2 separate regions of the Mus musculus genome follow, and region 2 is linked to region 1. Evidence: chromatin loops called from intact Hi-C (ENCODE). Cell type or tissue: heart. All regions are shown on one strand. Each heading gives the region's core, and the rest is flanking DNA. Links, peaks and the distances in the headings are about the cores only. Region 1 overlaps Gm36607 (a long non-coding RNA gene). Region 2 overlaps Gm36377 (a long non-coding RNA gene).

What was found. A loop is a pair of places that touch in the nucleus more often than their neighbours do. Peaks named below come from ENCODE experiments on the same cell type or tissue, not always from the same donor. Only the 100,000 strongest peaks of a DNase experiment are listed, where the experiment ranks them.
Region 2: a loop joins it to region 1, with 2.3 times the contacts of the local background. A loop is called at or near these places in 1 of 42 quality-filtered maps.

The regions. Positions count from the first base shown.
Region 1 is chr13:70,713,937-70,718,332 of GRCm38, reverse strand. All of the region lies in intron 4 of Gm36607 (a long non-coding RNA gene), which reads right to left. Among named protein-coding and RNA genes, the nearest start is that of Gm36607, 10 kb to the right of the region's middle. In heart, for the core only: a CTCF peak has its summit at 2,091; no DNase peak of the experiment used is centred there; H3K27me3 peaks cover 418 bases.
Region 2 is chr13:70,647,608-70,652,003 of GRCm38, reverse strand. Gm36377 (a long non-coding RNA gene) reads left to right here. Exons shown (of 3, transcript XR_382634.3): 3 at 440-1,418. Among named protein-coding and RNA genes, the nearest start is that of Gm36377, 6.0 kb to the left of the region's middle. In heart, for the core only: no CTCF peak of the experiment used is centred there; a DNase peak (open chromatin) is centred at 1,893; H3K27ac peaks cover 1,084 bases.

The DNA of each region.
Region 1 (4,396 bases), core at 154-4,153:
CTTGGTATATAGTATATATCCTTTTCTCTCTGATCCACTGGAAGAATTATTTTGTTATTTTTTTTCACTTTTCTCTTTAAATGAGTGTTGTGTATTCATTACCCTAATCAGCTCTGGGTGAGCTTAAATGAAGAGAAGAGGACATAGCTTATGAAGTTTATGATGTTGCTAGAGATGTGTGGTCCTACAGAGGTTAAAATCTTTATAATTGTCATTTATTTCTGGAAGTCCCATCAGGGCCAGCCTGGTCTACATAGTGCCATCCAGCACAACCAAGGATACATATAGAGATGCTGTTTCAAAATGCATAAAGCAGAACAGAACAGCATGGAGGAGCTGGAAGCAAATGCTCAGCACTCAGAACACTTTCAATGTCACCGTCACTGTTGAGGGGACATCACAGGAAGACATCCCTGACACATGTACCATCTCATTGTAAGCCTTTCTGTTCCAGGGCCCTGGTCAATGGCAGGGACTCCTAACAATGACATCATTCATCTCTGTGGTTCCGATTTAGTTCCCTTGCTACACAGTGACAAGGCCACTTTCTCAGAAGTCACCAACTCGGCTATCACTCTTGAATCAATGTTTCCACATACTCAGAGTCAGTCTCAGTGAAGCTCCGTTCTTGCAGCTGCAGGAACTTGGGATCAAAGGGCTGAGGATGTAGCTCAGTCAGCGAAGTGCGCGCCAGGGAAGCACCAGGCCCTGAGTAACAGAACCGGTATAGAAGAGAAGGTGAATGTGATGCATGTTTGTAATCCCAGCACTGGGGAGATGGAGATAGCCTGATTCCTGGGACTCACGGGCCAGCCAGACTCGAATGCTGTCTCCAAAATGAATAAAGAAATAACACAAAATATGCCTGAGAAATGACGCCCATGGTTGTTTTCTGGTCGCCACAAGCACATTTCCATCCCAACGCACCTGAGCGCATGCCAGTATTGGAACCTGGATCTAGAAACTCGGAAGTCTTGTTCTGATCCCATGTGGCTTCTCTAAGGCTCTCTCCTCGAGTGCCCAGTCACACATCCCTCTCAGCTCAGCTTTCCTGAACCTTCTCAGCTGCTTCCACAAGCTTCAGTGGCCACTTGCTCCCCTCCGGGTCTGCAGTCTCAGGAATCCCCACCCCATCCCTTCCTTGTCATTCTTCCTGGGATATGCAGAAGCCTGGCTCTGCCCAGAGGTGAGCTTGCTTCTATCTAACCCCATTTACCTCCCAACCAAATCCCAGCTGCCTGATCCACCCCATGACACCATCTTCCCACTTCCCTCCACCCTGAATCCCATTCCTCTTTCCACTTACACCTGGGTTGAATCTCCAGTCTGGTGTCCTTACTGCTGACTGGACCCATTGTTAAAATAGCAGAACTGTACTCAGCTTAGATCAGGACACGGTGTCTCTTCTTAGCATCTAGCTCCAAGAGATCACGCCCTCAGAAATGCATGACAGCCATGCTGTGCAAGCACCTGTGTCTTTCAGACTGTGGGCAGAATGTGAGCTACTCTTGTTTAGGTCTCATTTAAGCATCACTGCTTAGGATTCCTTCTGCAGTAACTGAAAGGGAATAGAAAATGCTACAAGGCCCAGTCCAAAGGACCAAGGCCAGGAATATCAGGGACTCAAGAAGGGGTCTCTGGAACTAGATGGGGAGCTCAGATAGAGCACTGCACTGGAATGTTCAGATAGAATACTAGTCTGGAATGCTCAGATGGAGCACTGGGCTGGAGTGCTCAGATGGAGGACTAGGCTGGCATGCACAAAGCTATGAGTTTGAGCTCTCGTACTGCACAGAAAGAAGTCTCAGCACTTAATAGTTGATGGTGCACAGAGTATGTATCTCATATTCCAAGTCTTTCAGACAACTAGCTTGCAAATATGAAAGGGTAAAACACATCAAGAGCTATCCACAGCCATCATAACTGTGCAAATACATGGAATGGAAGAGAAACGATTGACATCCCAAGCAGTGCTTTGTCTCTGCTAGTTTGGAGGAAAACATTGGTAGTTATTAAGGAATAAATGAAGGGCTATGGATGAACGCCGATTTCTTTGCCAGTAAGACAGACAATGTGAGGTGGCCACCTACTGGGGAGTCTATGATAAAGGACTGGTTGAAATTGCAAGGCCCGTATATGTGCAAACAAAGCCATGGTAAGCAAGAGGGCGTGTCCCTGGAAGCTAGTGCACCAGTTCTACTTCCTCTGCAAAAGTAGTAATGTAATAGATGAAATACACAAAAGGCATGGAAGGATATGTTCTTTAAAATGTCAGATATTGCTAGGACACAGCCTTCTGCCACTTAGGGGCAATTAACTGCCACTTAAAAATAAAAAGTAAAAACAATGTAAAACAACAACAAAATACCTCAGGCACATACCTCAGGTTCCCTGGAGTCTCCCCCTCCTTTCCTATCTTCAGATAAAGATACACATCATCACTACAGTGACTTTTCTTTGCCACCCTCAACCATGGCATCCTGCTAGCCAAGGGAGTGCTGACTGAACAGTGGGCATAATGGGAGACAGTGACTGTGCATGCTTCCTACATACAGCAATGGACAAGCAAGCCCCTGCCCCTGGGATTGCGAATAACTCCTCCCCATGGGCCACACACTCTGAAGAGACAAAAGACACTCTTTCTGGATGTCCTCGGGTCACAAGCAAGGGCGTATTACTTTGGGCTCTTCAGTTCTCCAAGAATCAAGCCATGAAACTTGTAGTTCTAGGGTCACAAAATCCATGAAGCTTTTCGTTCCCAAAGCCTCTTTGGAGCCTCATCCGATTCCCCCTTTCTCTATTTTTCTCCCTTTTATCCTTTATGACCACAGCAAAGCCCTTGAGAGGGTAAACCTTCAAATGCCTCATAACTGTGTGCTTGGGCAGTTCTAGCCTCAGAGTCATGAAGACTCTCAAACTTCTCAGACCCCAGAACAGTGACACCAACACTGTGATTTGTTCATTTCTCAGTCTAAGGTAGAAGAGATATCTCTGTCACAGTGATCCAGCAAATGTCTTCAACTTTATGGTGATGCAAAACTATCCCCGAGCACTTGCACTGGTTTCCGTTTTGCTATGGCACTGAGTAAGTTACATGAACCACACAGCACATCATCATGATGTGCGCAATGCAGGCTTCATGCTACATGACTAGCTCTACCTGTGGGCTAAACTACGTGCTCAGAATACATATGATATGGCCTAGCTTAAGCATGACGTTCATGTGACTAGATGCATGAAGTGTGCTTTTAGTTTAATGATATTGCCAACTTAATGCACTTACTGTGCCCTACCGACATCCTGAGCCAAAATATAATGTAATGGCTCCCAAAGATGAAGACCAGGCCTACTATCCAGAAATGTATAAAAAACTTTTAAAATAACAATATAAGGGCAAATAGGTCAAATTGGGAAAAAAAGCTATACATGGAAAGAAAAATCTAAAGTGTTTTTCTAAAGACCTACAAATGGTCAACAACAAGATAACAAGCTGGCAAATATTAGTAACCATCAGGGAACCACAGTGAGTCGGCACTTCACACCCACGAGCAGAGCTACAATAACAAGTTCATTATAAAGTCTTTAAGTGCCAAGTATTAAGAATGCAAAATGCTGTAGCCCCTCTGGAAATCAATTGGCAGACCTTCAAAAATTGCAACAGATTTATCACATGACACAGCAGTAGAACAAAGTTCTATGTATAAGCTCAAGGAAATTGAAAACACATTCACTGAAAAACCTTATGAATATTCATAACAACATTGTGCATAACGACCTAGCCTGGATGGAAGGAAGGCTCAGCCACATACATGATTTCATGAGGATGAGTCTTTAGTCAGCTCATGAATTATCCATTGTGACTTTTGCCTCTTATGAATCAAAGAGAGCCTGCTTCATCAGCAGACAGACAGGCTGTAATCGTCGTTCCCCCCCTTCAGGATCTTGGGCCCCCAGTCAGAGCTGCACAGGTGCAACTGCAGTGTGATGACTGGGAAGGTACAGAGCAGAACTGCGCAAGCACAGTGGTGGCTGGGAAGATGCATAGCACACCGCCCTTGTACCTCTGCAGTCAACGGATCTCAGTAACCATAGCAATGCTAACGGAGTTAAGAACAGTGCCCACTCATCTTCCTTCTTAGATGCAACAGACTTGGATTCTGGAAGGAACAAGTCTAAATGTCCCCTGGGGTTTCTATGGAAGGGAAGGGAGATTCTGTAGTCAGTTCTCAGGGTCAACTCTAGAGCTCACAAGCAAAGCTACCATCATGTTTCCCTTTAATCAAAAACACCATTAAACCCTGTCTGAAGAAAAGCCCTTTTGGTGTTGATTGCTGTATTTCATGGTGAGACATAAATTGCTCTCAGTGTCCAACTTTACAAAGCAATTATCAATTGG
Region 2 (4,396 bases), core at 137-4,136, 66 kb after region 1:
TATACTGTAACTGTCTTCAGACACGTCAGAAGAGGGTGTCAGTTCTCATTATGAATGGTTGTGAGACACCATGTGGTTGCTTGGATTTGAACTCAAGACCGTCAGAAGAGCAGTCAGTGCTTTAACCACTTAGTCATCTCTCCAGCACCCCTCCTACCCTCCCCCCCACCCCCCGGCATCTTCATCACAACAACAGAACAGTCTCTTTCCATCTTGTTTTAGTCAGGGTTTCTATTCCTGAACAAATATCATAACCAAGAAGCAAGTTGGGGAGGAGAGAATTTATTCAGCTTATACTTCCACATTGTTGTTCATCACCAAAGGAAGTCAGGATTGGGAGTCAAGCAGGTCAGGAAGCAGGAGGTGATGCAGAGGCCATGAAGGAATGTTACTTCCTGGCTTGTTTCCTCTGATTTGTTCACTTTGCTCTCTCTTACAGAACCCAAGACTACCAGCCCAGGGATGACACCACCCACAATAATGGACGGAGCTCTCCCCTCTTGATCACTAATTGAGAAAATGCCTTACAGCTGAATCTCATGGAGGCATTTCCTCAAGGGAGGATCCTTTCTCTGTGGTAACTCCAGCTTGTGTCAAGTTGCCACATGAAACTAGCCAGTACACTTCTCTACTGCTATTCCCCTGTCAAATTCCTAGGTCAATCATGTGGACATTGTTCCTGTTATTCGCACATCCACACTATTGATTCCTAAACTTCATTATCTAAAACTTTGCTACCCTAGCATGTGAATGTCTGTCCAACCTGACCTGTGCCCACCTCTTGCCTCAGTTGCTCCATACAAGTATCCATGGCCCCTTACCCTCTCAAGACACTTACAGACTGCCTTGTCTTCAACACACCAAACTACCCCAGACTAGGTTACTGTTCTTGCTCCAACACTTTGTTCTTGTGTGTTTTCCCAGTAGACTTTACTTTTTAAAGGTTTTACCTTTATTTTAAAAAGCAAGTGGAAAGTACAGAGAGGTTTTTCCCATGCACTCCTGTCCCCACCTGTGTGCAGCTCTCTGTGGCAATAACTCCCACCCCATTCATGCTCGTTTAGTAGAAGTTATTGCTCCACATTAGGGTTCATCTGAGAGTTCGACACTCCATGGGTTTCTAAAAGTGTGTATGCCTACATCACAGAGTCAAAAGAACAGCTGCCCTGCTGTGTGATCTCCCTCTGCTCTGCCTCTTGCCCTTCCCACCCTGGTGGGGCCAAAAGCCACCAGCATCCTCATTGACTCTGCAGTTCTGCCTTTCCCAAGTGTCATGGGATCACAGAAAACAAAGCCTTCTTACGTGGGCATTGTTCCTTGATGAATCAGCATTTAAGGCCTCTCCCTCCCCCAAGCCCCTTTAATCACTCGGCTGCTTATTTCTCTTTAATGCTGAATAATATTCCATTGTCACTACATCTTGGAGTTCGTTATTTCGCCTTCTAAAAACCATCTTGGTTCTCCCCCCATGTTTTGGGATGTAAGAGTTTTCCTGATGCTCACACACACGCTTTCCCATACTCCAAACTTTTCAAGCCCTCTGGGTGGATATCAAAACTCACCATTGCTTACACTTTCCGTTCCTCTTCTCCCGGGGTTGTGAGTTCCTTTAGATACCAGCTGGAAAGCTTCCATCAGTTCCTTCACTCACACTTCTTTCAACAACTATTTTTTTGAGTGATTGTCATGTGTGAGGAATGATGTCAGCCCTGGGGACACAGCAGTAAACAGTGAGAAGGTTATCTTCATGGAAGCCCCCACTCCTGGGGAGAGAGGCAGTGAGCAAATGCATAGATAGACATCATCTGCTGGGGATGACAGCTGAGAGGCAGGGACTGGCTGTGTGCCAGGCAGCTCTCTGGCTGGGTAGCCTTGGAGCAGAGGTATGAGTGAGCTGAGGTCAGAGGTCAGGGGAAGGAAGAGAAGCCAGAGGAAATGAAGAGCAGGGCAGAGGTCTTCAGGAAGACGGACACATGCCAGGCAACAGGAAGGGGACACAGCTGTCCAGGAAGGAGAAGACAGGCAGGCAAGAATCGCTGACAGTCTTCTAATGTTGGGGTTTCCTTTCTTAATCCAGGGAAGATATCGCGGACTTACATTTAAGAGTACCTTTGTCTTGATGTGTGTGGCAGATGCTGGGCACTCAGACAGGAGTGGACACTGCTTGTGGTGACGGCAGGGTCAGGGTTGCATGGACTGTTATGCTGGCTGGGCTGCTACCCTGAAAAGCTGGACATGAGTGTTCACATGGGAAAGGAGGGTTGTGTGGGAGGTCTCAACCTCAGGTGCTGGCTATAACTAACAGGAGTGTAGTTGACCTGGGCATGTCAAGTCTGGAACACTCTGACAGAGAATGAAGAGATTTGTTTGTTTGTTTGTTTATTGGATATTTTCTTTATTTACCTTTCAAATTTTATCCTCTTTTCTGGTTTCCCCTCCGGAAAAAAAAAAACCCCTCCCCCACCCCCTCCCCCCTCCTCCTGCTCACCAACCCACCCACTCCCACCTTCTGGCCCTGGCATTCCTCTACACTGGGGTATCGAGCCTTCACAGGACCAAGGGCCTATCCTCTCATTGATGTCTGACTAGGCCATCCTCTGCTACATATGCAGCTGGAGCCGTGAGTCCCACCATGTGTATTCTTTGGTTGGTGGTTTAGTCCCTGGGAACTCTGGGGGTACTGGTTAGTTCATATTGTTGTTCCTCCTATGGGGTTGCAAACCCCTTCAGCTCCTTTGGTCCTTTCTCTAGCTCCTTCACTGGGGACTCTAGCTTGCAAACACTGGCATCATGAGTCTTTTATGGATGCTCTAAGGGATCCTGCATTTTCCAAATTCTCCTAGAAGACTCCCATGAGACACAAGCCTACATCCAGGCTCACAAATGGAGAAAGATATTTCCTCAGATAAGACCAAAGACATCAAAGGGTCATTGTGTGAGGGACAGTGAATGGAATCCATCAGCCCTTGTTTTAGTGGCCACAGAGTGTCAATGTGGGATCTGTCTCACAGTAAGGCCAGCTTAAAGATGTCTTGTTTAAGTCGCAAGGATGTTCCCCACACATACTGAAATACATGGATCACAAACGGGGGCCTCCCTGTGGGAGTAGCTCTTTGGTCCCCTGGAATATTCCCAGAGGCAGCTCCTGGTTATCTTAGTGCTCTGGAGAATTTTAATCCTACATCCATATACGGTATGTAGCAGGAGTGAGGTACACAGTGAGCCCATCGTGAGGAACACAAAAGACCTGGTAAGCAGACAGACAGGAAAGACATCCACATGGCTTGGCTGATGCAAGAAATCAATCAGCCAGCAATATCTTTGACATCTCCAGATGGTGGGGACTTCTTACAGAGAGAGGTGGGACTGGACACAAGGCTTAAAGATCAATGTGAGTGTGTCTGAGAATGGAGATGGATAGTTGGTGACTGGGGCTTGGGAAGATGACGACACCATGCACAAGAGGAGAACTGGAATTGTCAGGAAAAAGAAGTACGTGACAAAGGCCACTTTCTGGGGGTTGCTATTTAACACAACAGCCACCCACACTTTCAAAGGTTTGCCTATGACTTGGTGGGTCTAAGCGTCTCTGATGAGTTTAGGGCGATGCGCCTCCAGTTTCATTTACAGCATGCTTTATAGGTTACAGCTCCAGGCCTGGTGCCAGAAGGGACTAGGGAGATGCTGCTGACGTTGATATGTTGAGGTAGAAATAAGCCTGGCTGTCAAAGAGACTGTGCAAGAAACTGGCAACATGAGACAAGGAGTTCTGGGTAGAGGACCGGAGAACACACTGTGTTAGGGAGACCCTCGTTCTTCTCCTGTTCCCCCAGAGTCCCGGGTGTTAATCGCATCCAGGACATAGTCACCATTTAGTAGACATCTGCCACAGTGCTGGGGTGACAAGCAAGGAGAAGAAAATGAAGCAAGGGCTCTTGGCCAGGAGAAGGCAGGTGCTCTAGGTGGGACGCCATCACTAAAGTAACATTATAGCACCATGGACAAGTACCAGAGACCCCAGAAGCTGGGTCTCAGGTGTGTACAGGGGGGATAGGCAGGTGGAAACAGGAAGAGGGGTGGAAACCAAAAGCCTGTGAAGCCTCAGGGAGGTGGTAAGGCCTCATCCGAGCGTGGAAGGCAGGCTTCCTCACACAGACCTGGAAGAACAGAGTGGTGCAGGCAAAGTGTGTAGTAAGTGAAAAGCCCCATGCATGCCTGAGGCTAGGCCCTCTGGGGCCTGTCAGAAAGTGTGCTGTGTCTGAGATGCTGTGCTGGCTTCTGGGAGACAGCTCGAAATCATAAAGCAAATCTGGCACAAGATGGCCTCTACCTTCTCTGGCACGCAAGCTGAAGTCCTAACTCTACCACTTCTCTGTGACCCACGGGACCAGCCGCT